Linked DNA regions of Mus musculus: region 1 is linked to region 2. A link is a loop called in an ENCODE intact Hi-C map of the cell type or tissue named here. Cell type or tissue: left cerebral cortex. All regions are shown on one strand.

Region 1 (8,000 bases), 1.8 Mb before region 2:
TTGTCGATGTGTAAAGCCCACTATGTAAGAGTTTATTCTTACTTATAAGGGAAACAATTACATACACATACATACTTTTATTCCCTCGTGTATATTTTAATTACTCAATTTTCCATACAATTCATTTTGAGAAAAATAACATATACAAAGCAACATATTTTAGTGTGTGTGCGTGTGCGTGCACATACACACACACACATACACATACACACCTAATACTGAAAGCCAAGTTTCTAATTAGGATTTTAAAAGTATGAAACCATAATTTGGTTATGTTCCATTATTTTAATTAAATTGAAAATTTAAGATCCATAACATCACATTTCAGAACAATTTTCTACAGAAAACTACCCCAATCGTTGCTTCCTGTGTACCTGGCGATGCAGCCTGATAAATGATCTTGTCCCCTTCTCTCTCCGGTACAGCTGTGTGGCAGACGGCCATCATTGTGAGAAATTCACAGATGATAGGTGCGGTTGGCTGTGAGGAATAAACACATAATTCATCCCCCTTTATTTAACCATCTGACACTAACGGCAGAAACGTTGCTTCGTGGCCATTTATTGAGAGTACAGCTGGGACGCACTGGGGGTGTGGGACCACAGCCAGTATCTGTTATGAAGAAAACTTATTTGGAACTCAACTTATTCATTTTTGTACTTCCTCATTCATTCTATAAACATTTACTTAACATGATTTTTGTGCTTCTAAATAGAAATGGTAGAAGAAGATGAATTTGGTCTTTAGTGGACAGAAGAGATATGTAAAATGTTCACTTGCTTGTTTGTAATTTCTAGCCACATTTAAATATCAGGCGTCTAACCTTTAAGTAGAGATGATGATGATAATGGTGGTGGTGGTGATGATGATGATGTGTGGCTCTCAGTAATGTTGACTTTCTCCAAAACGGTCTACCTTAACCCAGTACATAATGATGTGTGCATGCATGCGTGTGCACGTGTGTGTGTGTGTGTGTGTGTGTGTGTGTGTGTGTGTGTGTGTGCATCACAAACACTTACTGAGCACTATCAATTCTTGGGGCTTGAGGGAGACTGAAGACTGAATCCTTTCTGTAAGCATCTCAGATCTGATGAGAAAAGAACCCAGACACTAAATATTAAGCATCTTCATGTCTGGCTTCTGGAGAGAAATGTCATTCAAGATAATAAAGAAAATAAGGTGTTCCCATATTCGCATAACCTCCCGTTATAAAGTGCAACAACGGAGAAGGTTAAATTAGGTTATGGAAACAAAAACTGCTTATGCTAAGAGTGGACAGAGCACAGATGGTCCCAGCCACATGGAGCTTGCTTGGACTCGTAGGGAGGCAGAGGGGACAATAGTGACAGCGTTGTTTATTCACAGCCTGCTAAGGTGTGTAAAGAGAATATGTGAATGTCATATGAGGTGACAGGACATGTGGCTGTTCATGAGAGATGGAGATAGATATGTGAAGAAGTCCTAGGCTAATGAAGAGCCGAGCATGGAGAATTCCACTGGGACGAACGGCATGGAACTAATAATAAGGCCCCAGAGGAGAAATGAAAGATGGCCTCTGGAGGAAGAAAGAAAAAGTCGCTCAAGGCAGAGTAGTGATGTAGGTGAGGGATGGCGGAAGTCAGGGAGGTGGTGTGACTTGCAATCCAGGGCAGCATGCTGGCATATCAGTTAAGACACAAACCAGGAGCTGGGCAGAAATCTGAGGCAGCACTGCATGAGAGGGGCTGTGACAGTCTGGGCAGGAGAAATGCAGGTGTAAGTTAACTTCAGTAGATACCCCAGCTGTGTTGTAAGTCAGTCCTAAGATGGGCAGGAGCTCTCTTACCAACAGAGCGAAGTCATAGCTATCTGAGGAAGGAGAGAGGCATTCTCTAACACTATAAGCAAGGAAGACATTTTGACTGCTGATATAACACTTTGAGATCATTCTGCACTGGTCTGCTCTACCCTCCCTATTTGTTATATCTACAAGGCTTTCGTTCCTCCTTAAGGGTTTCCCCAACTCTGTCCTCGATATATTCTGCAATTTCTTCTAGTTTTAATATCTAAATTCTGTTTAGTCTAACAGTACCCCAAATCCCCCTCCTATTTGGGGTGGGGGACACAGAAAAATAGACTCAGTAAAATCACAGCAGAGAGTTCTTCAAATCTAGGAAAAAGATATAAGCATCTGGACACAGAGGCATTGAGGACATTAACACATGTAAAATAAAATAAATCTAAAAAAAAAATCATGTAAGTAAAAACATGAGGGGACTAACCATGAAGGAAATTCATTCCGAGACGTATTCATTAGTGCTCACCTCCTAGGGACAGATAGCACTGAGGTCACTTACGTGGTTATTCTGGAGATTGTCCAGCAACGACGGGTCATTAAAGGTTTTTTCATCTCCAAACTGTGAGCTCTGCCTAAAGGGAAAAACAAAGCAAAGTTGGTTCACTTGTATAGGCCTAACTCACCCACTGCTAGTGATGAGTGATTACTCTCAATCCATTCCAATAACTGATCTATTCCTTAATTCAGGTCAGACTGGAAGGGACCTATGTTCTTTTCAGTTCCATCTCCAAACTCAACACATAGTCTAGTGCAGTAGTGATTAACATGTGGGTTGTGACCCTTTGAGAGGTCCAACAGCCCTTTCACAGGGGCCACGTATTAGATAGCCTGAATATCAGATATTTACACAGTGGCAAAATGACAGTTATGAAGAATCAAGAAAAGTAATTTTATCGTTGGAGGGGTCACCGTAATGTAAGGAGCTGTATAAAATCAATGCAGCATTACGAAGGTTGAGAGCCACTTAGTCTAGTTATCTTTCCCCAGGAAGAGCTGTACAGCAGGTTCCTCTAGGCAAAGATTGGAAGGCAGACTGTCCTCCAAATTCGTGCCCCTCTAACAACAGGCCTGTGGCTAGCCAGTCACTCTTAGACCTTGCTTAACCTCTAATTTCTGCTATCCCCAGCCTTTCTGACTATAATATAGTCCAGTCATTCTCCCATGACCACGTATGTTCCTGTCTCAGGTCCCTGGAGAGATGAGATTTCTTCTTGTATTCTAGAATTAGTTTTTGCTTAGTGCATAGCTTCGGGATGGGGTAAAGTCTAGATCCAAGACTGATGTAGCCCGTGGGCGGTTACTTTTAGTTCTCACATGCTACAATGTTATAATGTGACCTCGGTCCTCCAACTCCATAGCTCTTCCTTCTTAGCAGACCGGAAGGTCATACACCCTGCTCTTGGGCAGCCTGGAACCATTCTCATTCACTCTCCGGTGAGACATTCACAAGGCTCTCTGCATTTCATTCTTTACATCCCTCGATCTCCTACTGGCATTTTCCACAAAGTGGCTTGCTTCTTTTGCCTTCCAAAAGTCAGGAGTGTGTTTCAGAACTTGGACCACTAGGTGGCAGGTCCTCCCTTCACGCCTCTGCTCCAGCCCAGTTTTCTCTGGCTCATAAACCTTTCCAAATGGAATAGGGTTTGAAAGGAGACTTCTTGGCATTCTTCCCTTAAGTTGGTCCAAGGAACGAAACCCATGGGGGACCACAGGGCAAGAGCTCTCCAGCCACAGGGAGATTACTGCTGGTATAGGTGATCTGCCAGGCTAAATGGTACAAAACCATAGAAACACGGCTAATCATTGTCCTATAAGGTCTGGACTGATGCTTGGCTTTTAACAAAGCAGTGATCTGACTGCTGGGGCCAGAAAGTCCTTCAGCTGAGGATACATTTGAACACATAAAGCTGCATAATAATTACCTTATGGCAATTATCACAGAGAAGCTGAGTCGCAGCTCTGGGAGAACTCATCTTTCTATTCAAATGATTCAGTTTTTAAAATGATAAAAATCTCAGTCCCAGGAGAAAGGTGTATTTTTCTCTCTTTAATACTTCCATGACTAGTGTGGATTAAAACAAAACAACACCCCATTGGTCTTGGAGTCTCTTCAGGTTTGGAGGCCGGGTGAACGGGAGCCACTGGCACATGCTCCCCGAGATATTGTGTGACAGACTGGATGTAAAGAAAGAGCAGTTGAGAGAGCACTTGCACAATGTGTCGGCCTGGACAAGCTCACTGCCCACTGTACAGCACCCGTGTAGAGGCTGGCTTCCTGATCCGTGCCACATCTCCCGGACGACCTGAGGCAGAGCTCCTTTGGTAGCGCAAGTCAGTTTTCTGAGGCAATGAACACGGTTGTACAAAGCCTGTTTGCTCAGCATCCTCTCTGACTCAGGGGCTGATCTCTTCCCTAACCTAGTGGACCTGCCTCAGCTTAAGGGCTTCTGGCCCCAGCAGTCAGAGAACTGTTTTTTAAAAGAGTCTGTACCTCTAGGATTTTTTTAAGGTCCTGTTCATTGGTAGTCAAAACTGCTTGCTGGTAGATTTAATTTTTTTAGTAATGAGTTTGTTACTCAGAGTAGTTAAGTCCAAGAATTTGAATGGGTGATTAAATGCACTGTTTTGGCTAGATAATGGTTGGTTTTGATCAAAGTAAATGAGACTCAGTTTCCTGGGTGACTGCAAGTATTTCTGAAAGCAATTACAAAAGAGGAGTTCTAAAATGCTGTGTGAGAGTCTGCACTGCTGAAGAAAGAGCCTGCCAAGGGGACTCCTTTGAAGACTGATGCTAATGGAGATGGGTTAGCTCTCATTATTCTAAGGGCACGCCTGGAAGAATGCTCTACCCAGCCTACCTTCTACAGCAGAATAAATAAATGCCACTCACGCCACACATAATTATAGGCTAGGTAAAATGAGAAAATAACCAAGCAGAAAAGAGAAACTTGTTCAACCTGCAGATACTATAATAATACAAAAAAACAAAACAAAAACAAAAACAAAAAACCACTGAACGACTGCAGGGCCAGCTCTAAGGCAAGCTCTCTGTCACCCCACTGTCATTTACTTGAAAAATAACAAGAACATAACGTGTGACTGTATCAAGAAGTTAAGAAAAAACAAACATATCTACTTAGATTTGCTTCAGAATAATAAGGGTAGAAAGGCACAGGAGGGATAAGGGTGACCCAGGGCATAGCCTGTTAAAATAACTGATGGGGACATTTGTTCATTCTGCTTATATTTAAACTTTCCAAAATAATTTTTTAAGAGAAAATGATTATGAATATTTGTGGGTTTTTGAAAGTAATCATGTGATAACTTATAATTACATGGATGTTTTTCTCTCTAGTCCTTCCAATATTGATACTATCAATTTAGATAATGGTTTTTAATAGAAAGGAATTGGTCTCCAAGTCTCCACGTTTGTTTATGGTTCTTGGCAACAACAGGAAACAGTGCCAATTCTAGAGTTAGTAGCTATGCACTGGGAAGTCATAATCTAGACAAATCACTTATATTAATACATTTTTAGAGGATTTCAGCTATTGCACAGTCTTTAATGCCAAGAGTATATTTGAAAGGGTCTTTAGAATGGACCAAATATAAACACATAATTTTCACATGTGGATTTTCTTAACATTTTTGTGGTGAGTGCCATTTCAAGCAGGACAATTAAACAGACAGCTACAAGCTTGCTACGTGGCATTCAGTCAACTTCACATTGCCAGACAAAGCTGCCAAGCAGCTATTGAGATGACTTCTAGAGTTTTGGAGAGAGTCTTCCATAGTCTCTCCTCCTGCAGCAGTAGCATAGAGCCACTGTCACATATGCAGAGCACAGGGTTCCACCACGGCCACAGTTGATCTTGGTTTTCTCAGCAATATAAAACCAATTAGATGAGGCCCTTGGAAGTATGGAGTCTTGTATGAGCTTCTGAGTTAGGGTTCCTCAACTCAGTCAAACGGTAGATGTTCAATTTGCCTCTCCTTAACAACCTCAGCAATTCAACTGAAATAAAATCAGTTAGGGCTTGAAATGCAAAGCTATCCCGTGCTCCAAAAGAAACACAAGTCTTTCAAGTCTACAGACGTGTGACGGCACTAACACACCTTTCATAATCAGGCTAAGCCAGGATTACCTCTGGCTCTCACCCATGTCCGCTGGTTGTGTTCTTGGGGAGACTACTTACAGGCTTCTCTCTATAAAACCTATCAACTTGAAAATGATCATGTCAGATAGATGGTGCAGACTGAGAATTATAGTGCCACCAGCACTAGCCTTCTAGTTAGGGCTTAGTTAATTGTCAATGTTTCCTACTGATTTAACGGCTAATGGTGGTCATAGTCTTCCAATAAGTCTACTCAGGTAGTTAGTAACTTGTGTGAAGGACAGGTCAGGGTCTAAACATTGATGGTCAGAGTCCAAAGCTCACATGCATGGCCACTCCACATAACCCTACACAGAACCTCAAAAAAAAAAAAAAAAAAAAAAAAAACCCTGCATCTTTACCTTTGCAAACCTACAAGTGTAGACAGAGACCCCCCCCCCCCCCCAAGTATACAAATAAACAAAGTGCCTTTTCCATAAAATGATACTCGTCTTTCCTGGTGCACTTTTAGACTCAATGGCAGAGTGAAAATACATAATTCATGAAAAAGTTGTTATATTTCATTTGAACTTAGATTCCCCCCCAAAAGATACTTTAATGAAAAAAAAAAAACTTATGAGCAAGATAAATGACATAACCCCTTTTCCAACAGTGGTTAGTGGCATGAAACAACCCCTGCTCAAAGTCTAATGTTTTAAATGATCTGGGAAAATAATATAAGACTTTGGAGAAAACCACAGCGAGACTAAGAAAAAGGAGTCATGTCTCTTAAGAGAGATATGTGTATCAATTCTACAGTACTTAATGGTATTAAAATGGGTCAAACTGTCCTATAGACAAGCAGCATATAAAGATGCATAGGTGTTAAAAAAAAAAAAAGGAGGCAGGGTTTATTTAGATAACATCTGACCTGGGTCAAAGAGTATCCACAGTAAAAGCTTTAACTACAGGGTCGCGGGACCAGATAAGTAGGAATGTAGGCAAGGCTAAGGCAAGCAATGATAAAATGCTCGTCTGAGTGGTATGAAGAGCCAAATGACTGTGATAGGTGTCAGAATGTGTAGGACTCCTTGTAATGAGCACTGTTGGTGGCACCGGTCACAGGAGTCAAACAGCTGCCTCTGTAATCCTGGGTGCTATGAGGCTTACTGAAAACTCATATCAAATCCCCACTTTACTGAAATAAATCCCAAGAAGGCTGAAAACTTATTCTGTAACTGGAGTTCAATGGATCGTGGAAATATAACTTAATCATAAAGCCTATGAGGTCCAGATAAATAGAAGTCTTTTTTTCAAAATCACTAGCTTTAAAGAAACTATAATTGTTCAAATTTTATTTGCCACAAGATCATGACAAATCATACAAGTAACAAAATACACTAAATTCCCCTAGATAAAAATGCAAATACATGGCTGAAAGAATTTTAATGTAAAACAAAACAAAAGCAAAAAGCTTCCCATAGGAGTGAAATTAAATTTATACTATGCTATTTTTAATAAATCTATGATGAATGTACATTTACTGATAGGTTGCAGGAAGTCTAGTTCTAGAACACTTTGGCCTTACATTTAAAGGTCTTCATTTTATAGCCTCTGAAGAGACATAGAAATAATGAACAATGTTAAAAGGAAACTTGTACCACTTGGGCCTGTAGCTGCATTATCTGGTCCATGGGCGCGTTATCCGCACAGTGGCAGAAGGGGGCAGTGCTGAGCTAAAAAAAAAACCATAAGCAAGCTTTAATTGCTGCAGCAGCAGATTTTCCTGCCCAGGCACTTTGGAATCGATCCCTACCGCCTTATAGATAAATAATATAAGACTCCAGCAACCTTTAAAGCTTTAGAATATGTTTACAAGGGCTTTCGATAGAAAAATCAAGGATACTCTGAGTTTAATACCCAGTACAGAGCATCATCACCCAACACCTGTGAAGATGGCTCCCAGAGACCAGAAAAGCCTGTTTACAAAGCAATACATCAGAAGCTTTCAAAGAGAGCAGTGGAAGTACCACGTAGCTTACCATTCATCGGGCGAGCACCCATAATCC
Region 2 (8,000 bases):
CTAAACATGTAGTGGTTTTCCAAATCTAATTTACATGAACAGTCTTCTCTTTGTCCCTAGCACCCAAATCATTTAAGATGCTCTAAATACCGAAGACACTGAAAATACTCTTACCAAAAAAGATGGTACACCACAGTGTTATTATTTTGCAAAATCAATCAGACAAAGTTGTCAAACTTCTGTATAGAGCACAGCTCTGTAAGCAGAGCAACCTGCTAGAGCAAACAGTTATACAAAATGCAGTATCTGTCTGTGGCTAGAACTGAGTAAGCATAACTGGTTCTATCTATGCATTCACATTGTCCATTTCCTGTCATATTCTTTTGTTAAATCTGAGTACTCACTGATAAAGCAGTGTTTGGTTCCAGTAATTCTCAAGAGTGTTATAATAAAAAAAGGAGGCCATATCAAGCAAAATGAGCATGTTTAAATCACTCTCAGTAATTTCATAAAGATAACTATTTGGGATAGCAAGAATATCATACGTTTTTGCTTCTTTAACCATATTGTCTTCGAACGAATAGGCTCTCATACGACAATATCCCTTCCAGTGTAGCATTAACAACCTATGTCCTGCATCATCCCAGAAGAAAGCGCAAATTACATCTCCTTTGGCCATGAAAGAATGAGCACAAGGGTAAGGGTTTATTTCTACATGTTTTGTGGACAAGCAGGTAACTTCGAGTTTGTTGCTTGCCATCACTGAGTGCTAGCATTATGCAAGAGCCTTGGGAAAGTGCTGTGGGAAACACCTCTAAGTATCCTTATGGATAGTTTAGAATTGCAAATGCCAGCTGCCTAAATGAAGAAAGAAAAGGCAAAACTTGTATTGACTGAGCCTGTATGCTGTTAAGTTCTCCAGAATTAATATCCTCATCAGGGTTCCTGTGAGTCCTCTGCTGTGAGGAGCCCAGCTGAGAAATAGCAGTTCTTTCTAGCCCAGAAGGCAGATGCCTGGGCACTGAAGTAATTTGTCAGAATTCAGCAGGCATTTACTCTTCCAAAATCAAATAAGTGAATTTCCTTCAGTTGTTATATTACCCATGCCAATAGTTTATATTGAAGAATGTGACAACTTAAAGGTACAAGTTTTAAATATTACATGGTTGGATTTATTTTTTAAACTAGTTAAATAGGAGCAGCTCCCCAGCCAAATTGACCTACTTTCCCACCCCCACCCCCGAATATATGTGTAGCTTTTAATAAGCATAATCCTTCCATTTCCATTGACAAAATGTTAAGAAACCTTCCTGATTTTCCTGGTCTGGCAGGCATGGACAAAGATTGTGCATGCGGGATCATTTAGCACAGACACTTACTGCAGTGAAAAGAAGACTGCACAGCTGGACAAGAGGACCATGGGGAGCAAGCAGTATCCCAGCACACTGGCCACACAGCCATATGACACCCCGGAGTTGCTCATCAAGTTCAGTAAGGCGTGAATCCCAAGGCAGCCAATGGCACTCATGCCGTATACATAACCAAACTGGGCTTTTCCAGCCTGAAGCAACGCAAAGAAAAAAATTAGAAATCAAAACATTTGAAAGTGTACTAGATGCTACTGAATATCATAGTAGATACATCACCAGGTCACTGAGGATTCTGGTTAAAGTATAAAAAACCCACCGCCTATAACAAGAATTATAATCTCCAAAATAAACACCTTGATAACATGTATCTATTACATATAATTAAATTATATATGTGTATTTATATACATATATACAATTTGGGACAGGCTAGTCATGCTACAAAAATAGGAAGTATTGCCAGTGTAGCTTTTTAAACCAAGCATTACCTATAGAGTGTGACAGGAGTGAAACTCTTTTTGCCCCATATTTACTGCATAGCTGAATGATTGATGAGAAGAATAAAACATCTACTACAGTCTTAGAAATTTACAGTTAGTATCACTAATAATGTTATTTTAAGAGTTTGTTTCAAATGCTAAGAAAGGTTTAATATTGAAATGGAAAATAAGGTGTCTGGGTTTTTACCTCAAATGTCTAAACCCTACCTAGACAATTGATTTTTATTAGTTCATCTTGATCTAAAATGCTTAGTGTTCTTCGATTCAAATGCTAACCAAAGCTCCCTGTAGTTCAGAGGATCAAGTTCCAGACCTCGTAGACTTTGAGTACCAGCTCTACCACTGACCTACATTCCAGTCTTCTTTTATGAGACGGGATCTTGTTAAATAGTTCGGTCTGGTCAGATGCGTGTACTTTATATGCCCATCTCCTCAGGGTTGGAATGACAGGCAAGAGAAGGTACTTAAATAACTCCTACTAGCTTTATGCATCCAAGAGTGATCTTGATGATGACACTAGCACCACTGTCCTTTAAGAGATGGTATTCGTAACATATTCCACAGAGAAACAAACAGTTGTTATATTACAAATGACTTGCAAGAGAAAGATGGGTTAATATACTATATTGATTGTTTCTGACTATTTGATTAATTGCCATGGCCTTACATAGTAGCTGAATCAAGACTAACACATTACTGTAAAAAAGAGAAGGGAGCCCTGAGAATAAGTGGGCACTCTGGTTGACAGGGTTTGAGTTAGACAGTGTTGGCGTTTTATTTGTGCTAAAAGGAGGGAGCTTGTTATCGCTGGCTGTTATATAGGAGGAAAAGAATGTGATCACTGGTCACTCCGAAACTAGATTGCATTCAGTACCCTGACTGGGTAGTATTTTAAATTTAACAAAGGGTAAGAAATCACGTATGTAGTCACACATACTTTTTAAACCACATTTGAAATATATAGCTGCATTAGAAGAAACTACTTGTGTGTGTGTGTGTGTGTGTGTGTGTGTGTGTGTGTGTATAGGGGTCTTCATGTGTGTATGCATTTGTATGTACATATTCATGTATGTGTGCTGAGAGAGGCTGTTTAACTGAGCCTACCTTCTGTATCTAACCATGGAATGGCTGGACTGCTGACTAGGAAGCACCATGGTTCCGAGTACTGGCGTTATTGTCATGTATCTCTATACCTATTTGTTAATGTGATGGGATACAAGGTCATATCCTAAGGCATGAGAAAAAGCAAATTTCTTCTGTTTTTTTTTTTCTAGAGATCTCTTCAAAAGTAGCACTCATAAAGACAAGTCAAGAAATGTCAGTTTGGCTGTCGGAAGATACCATAAGCAATGTGGCTCCCAGAGCCACACAGAAAAGGATGGGTCCTGTGAGATCCGTTTCATTCATGATGCTGCCATCTGCTGGCTTCATTGGGTTTAGCACCGTCAAGGTTTTCTGCCATATGTGATCAAAATTAATTCCAAGTTCTGCGAAAAAATAAATAAAAAGTCAAAGGTACATATAGGAAACAAAGAGTTATATTCCTTCACGGATAGTATATCTATTTTTTCATGGTATCCTAAGAGAATTTACCTAGTTGTTTTCATAATCTAAAGTGTGAGGTATAGTAAGCAAACAATACACTCAAATACTTTAAATTAAAAAAAAAAAATCTGTTAGGAAAATTTTCATCGGGCACATGTAGTAAAATTTTAATTCTAGCTAAAAGCACGGGAATTGACATACAGTAAAACCTATCATTGTAGCTAACAGACTAAAAGTGTCTCAACCACCCCTGTCAGATATTTTCTCCACCCACATTTTCAGCTGCGAGCACTTCTGTAATCAGGCCGCATCACTCACTACATAATTATGCGACGACGTTCAGTTTAGCCCTAGAGTTTCCCTTCATCCTTCCTAATAAGAACAATAACCTTGCTCTACATTGATAAAACCTCCACGAGGAAGAAAGTGTACGACTCTTCCTGCAGAGAGCAGTAACCACGACGTACATGCAGATGTTTATAAATCAATGCACTGGGAGATTGAGTCAATATACTCAAAGATTAAATACAAGGGACAAGTTAATCTTTTCCTTTTGTAAGGGAGAGTATTAGAATAAAATCATTTCGCTAAAGCAAGCTCTGATTGATTGCTCAGGTTTTACTGGCCTCTCAAGATCTACAAATACTGGTCTCACACACATGATAAATGTAGTGTGGATTCATTACTATTTTATTCATCAGATGGGCAGGATTTTGAGAGGTGAAGTAACTTCCTTTTCATCATTACCATATTTGTTAATTACATAGACATTTACTTAAATGTAAAGGGGGGTAAAGAAGAGCAGAAATAATGATTAACTGTGGCTTACATCCAGGAGAAAAATCAATATCAAAAATGTAAGATCAGAGAATCTGACTTGGTTTGTAAGGAAACTGTGCTAGCATGGGAACTGAACTAGGGGCCTCTGGAAGAACAGCGGATGCTCTTAAATGCAGAGCCAGCTCTCCATCCCTGCAAGAAATGTTTTAAAGATCATAAGATTAAACTTTCAAAAATGAAAGTGAAAGAAACTGAGTAGCATTCAGATGGTAAAGCAAGGGCTGCTAGGAAGCCACTCCTGTCTGACTGCTGGCTTCCTTAGACGCCCTCACAAGTTACAACTGGAGACAGAATGGGTCTGGCCGGTGTGGGATGCCAATCTTTACGGTAAAATAACATCTACACTTATTTAATGTCAAATATTTAATGCAATTTCAATGAGACAAATCGTGGCATGAATATTTGCGACTAAATGTGTCACATTTCTCTAGTTTCAAAAACTCCTCTGCATACATTCTCAAATAAATTTTTGAAGAGTAGCTCAATCAAAAATAATATTATTGTTGCATATTGTTAACTAGAAAAATGTGAAAAATATGTTTTATATATTCTTATCTGTATATATCACTTTTCTTAAATTTACCCATTTGATTTCAGAAACAACAAAATTCTTGAAGAGCATTATGTTTATAGAGAATCTGGTTTTACCATATATGGTAGGTACTTAATTCTGCTAATGTTTAGCAATATAATATCTATTTGGGAGATTTTTAATTCTTCTTTATACCTTATCTACATATTACACTGGCTATTATTATATAATGTTACTTATAAAAATGATAATAAATAACTTATAAAGTCTAAAAGTGAGTAATACATTTCCACATTGGCCAATCTTATTCCTGTAAAACATTTACAAGCTAGGTCCATGTACAACCAATTTATCATCTGTCAGTCTATCTGTCTGTCTGTCTGTCTGTCATCTACTTATCCATCTATCATGTGTCTGTTTATTCTTTATCACCCATCTATGCATGCATACATCTATCTATCATCTACCTCTATCATCTGTCACATCTATTTATCACCTGTCATCTGTCTACCTGTCTTTCTGTCTATTTATATATCTATATAGCTATGTATCTATCAGTCTATCTATCTATCTATCTATCTATCTATCTATCTCTCGATCTATCTTATATTTAATTTATTCAATCTTTTCTACAAGAAAGGTTACCTTCCTTAATTCAACTGCCCATTCATCCATCTATATATGTCAATCTTTCTTTCTTTCTCTCTTTATATATATCATCTATCTATCTATCTATCTATCTATCTATCTATCTATCTATCTATCTATTTATCTATTATACATATACACATATACATAAATATACATACACATATATTATATATAATGAAAAGAAGACTATGAATTTGAAAGAGAGCAAGGAAGGTTACACAGGAAGACTTGGAGGTAGGAAAGGGGCAAATTGTAACTATACTATAATCTCAAAAAATAAAAGAAAGTCATTTTAAGAGTGAGCCAGTTCTTTGAATTTCTGGTTCCACAGTTTTCCTTTGCCTTCAGTGTATTGTATCTTAAGATCATGCACACTGGAGGATGTGAATGTTTCAACAAGCTTAAAATGGGTCAAAATTTTAATGTAATTTTTTGAATGACAGAAGACCATAAAATTAAGGAATATCACAGTTTAAATTAATTTCATGCCAGGCTTTTGTCACTTTAAAATTCATTTTTAGTTTTTAATCGCAATTAAGTGGTTTTGGTACAAAATATACTTTTTACTTTAAAAAAAAGTAGTTATTTCTGAAAAAAAATTAGGGAAAACTGCTTTATGCAATGTCATTACTGATTTTGACCATTTATTTGATGGTATAAGCCTGCACACATTTCATTACCAAGTCATAAAATTGTGAATGGATATAGGATGTACTAAATATTTTCATGAGAAAGACATTTAATGTTTTCAACTGAATATATATGTCTGTAATATTTTGTTTCTAAACTTATTGCCAAGTACTCATTGTAGGGGTCTCAACATAACACCTTATTGTGCAAAACTGAAGATGTAACCTCTATAAAATTTGAATGTAAAATTTATTGTTTTGCTGTCATCTAGTGGTATTAAAGTATATGACATAAAGAATAAAAGTGAATTAAGATCTTTATTTTTACATGAATTATGGTGCTGACATTTCACATTTAAGTATCAGCCTGTGGTACAAGGAAAAAAGAACAAATACCACTAACTGTTCTCATTTGACAGGCTGAGGTTGACCATTATACCAGGGTGAATTTTTATTTTTTACTTTATAGTGTGTTTATAACTTAGAAAAATTTGAACAAACATAGTACTTTAAAATCTGAGCATCTTCGAGGAAATTGATGTAGATACTGTGTTGATCTAGAGAAACTGGATCTAACCAAAACTGCAGTTGTAAAAAAGTCTCCAAGAAATATCACCCTCAATTTTAAAATGTAAATACTAAGATTTCCATGTATTCCCAAACACTTGTGAGAGAATTATATTGAAATTAAGGCAGAAAAAAGGGATCTTTTTCAATTGCATCTTCTACAAAGTTATTAACATATTTTTATCTAAATCTATCTTGAAATAAGGAAAGGAAATTCAATTTAATACTAATACAGCAAAAGGCACAAAACTTGAAAGAATGGATAACTCTCTGAGTTCTACTAGAATATAATATAAAGTATTCATCTTTCCTTTTTTTTAACTAGAGAATTGGCATAGACATTGCATATTTTACTATAAATTTCAGTAGAAAGGACAACTGGCAATGTTACAAGTACGTTCTGGCCACATTTTCCCAGTGGTCCAGACACATCTCAAAAACTTCATAGGACAAAAGATTTTAACTATGAAGTTCATCAAAATATTCCTTACTGTAGGCTACAACCTCTAAGGTACATTTAGGCTGTGGCATATGATTTATACAACCATCATAAATCATGTTTTCTAACATTTAATGATTTTAAGGAATTCATATATAGAAATTATTATTATATAATTATGAAAAGAAGACCTTATAAGATAACATGTTAGAATTTTGTTTTAAAATACTCAAAACAAATACTTTCATTAAAGAATAATATTTCCTTTTATTTATGTGCATAATATATATAGCATAGTATCTGGAAAAAAGACCCATTCAAATGTTTCATTGTTTGTTCATAGTAAATGTTGGGAACAAGCAAAAGAAACTTGTTATAAGTACTACTGTTTTGTTTTCAGACTCCATTTAATCGTAGGGAGAAACAAAATTCAAGGTCCCAGGCCCTAGGGGAGCTTGGGACTTCCTTACAGCTAAACTGCTTCTGTTGTAAAAGGTCATCTGAGTTCAGATATCTCAAGGTCAACTGGTAAAGAGTCAGTTGTCTGAATAAAGCCATCTCAAGGACAATCTCTCCAACTTGCTGTCAGGGTCAAACAAGTTCATATTCCCAGGACTAGAAATGAACACCTATCCCTCTTCCCCAAATGTTTTCTTGTCTGTTAACTGGTAAAGACTATAGGAATTGTTGTTATATAAACCAAAGTGAATAAATTGTAAAAATATATAACCAATTGCCTGTTCGACCATTATTAACTACATGCAGATGACCTATTCCTTTGTCCCCTTATCACTCTGAGCTCTGGACCTAATGATTAGGAGAATGAATTAAGGACTTTGAAGCCAGGTGCTCTGGATATAGCCCAGTCTCTAATGGGCACCCCCTTGTTTAACTCACAGTGTCAAATATAATTGAATAACACTGCAGCTCCTCCTAGCTCCCCTTCTCTTTGTGTTCCCATCCTTTAAAAATGTACAATCTCCCTTC

Evidence for each region. Hi-C counts contacts between places; a loop is a spot of excess contacts. Peaks named below come from ENCODE experiments on the same cell type or tissue, not always from the same donor. Only the 100,000 strongest peaks of a DNase experiment are listed, where the experiment ranks them.
Region 1: it touches region 2 in a loop (6-fold over the local background); 2 of 42 quality-filtered maps call a loop at or near these places.

The regions. Positions count from the first base shown.
Region 1 is chr5:67,748,677-67,756,676 of GRCm38, forward strand. It overlaps Atp8a1 (ATPase, aminophospholipid transporter (APLT), class I, type 8A, member 1), which reads right to left. Exons shown (of 37, transcript NM_001038999.2): 15 at 7,974-8,000; 16 at 2,337-2,409; 17 at 375-480. Among named protein-coding and RNA genes, the nearest start is that of Gm46914, 50 kb to the left of the region's middle. In left cerebral cortex, CTCF peaks have their summits at 3,395 (motif pointing right) and 7,635 (motif pointing right); DNase peaks (open chromatin) are centred at 3,417, 4,175, 4,540 and 7,676; H3K27ac peaks cover 632 bases.
Region 2 is chr5:69,517,874-69,525,873 of GRCm38, forward strand. It overlaps Yipf7 (Yip1 domain family, member 7), which reads right to left. Exons shown (of 6, transcript NM_023784.5): 4 at 3,152-3,297; 5 at 1,320-1,501. Among named protein-coding and RNA genes, the nearest start is that of Yipf7, 21 kb to the right of the region's middle. In left cerebral cortex, CTCF peaks have their summits at 3,250 (motif pointing left) and 6,280 (motif pointing left); a DNase peak (open chromatin) is centred at 3,221.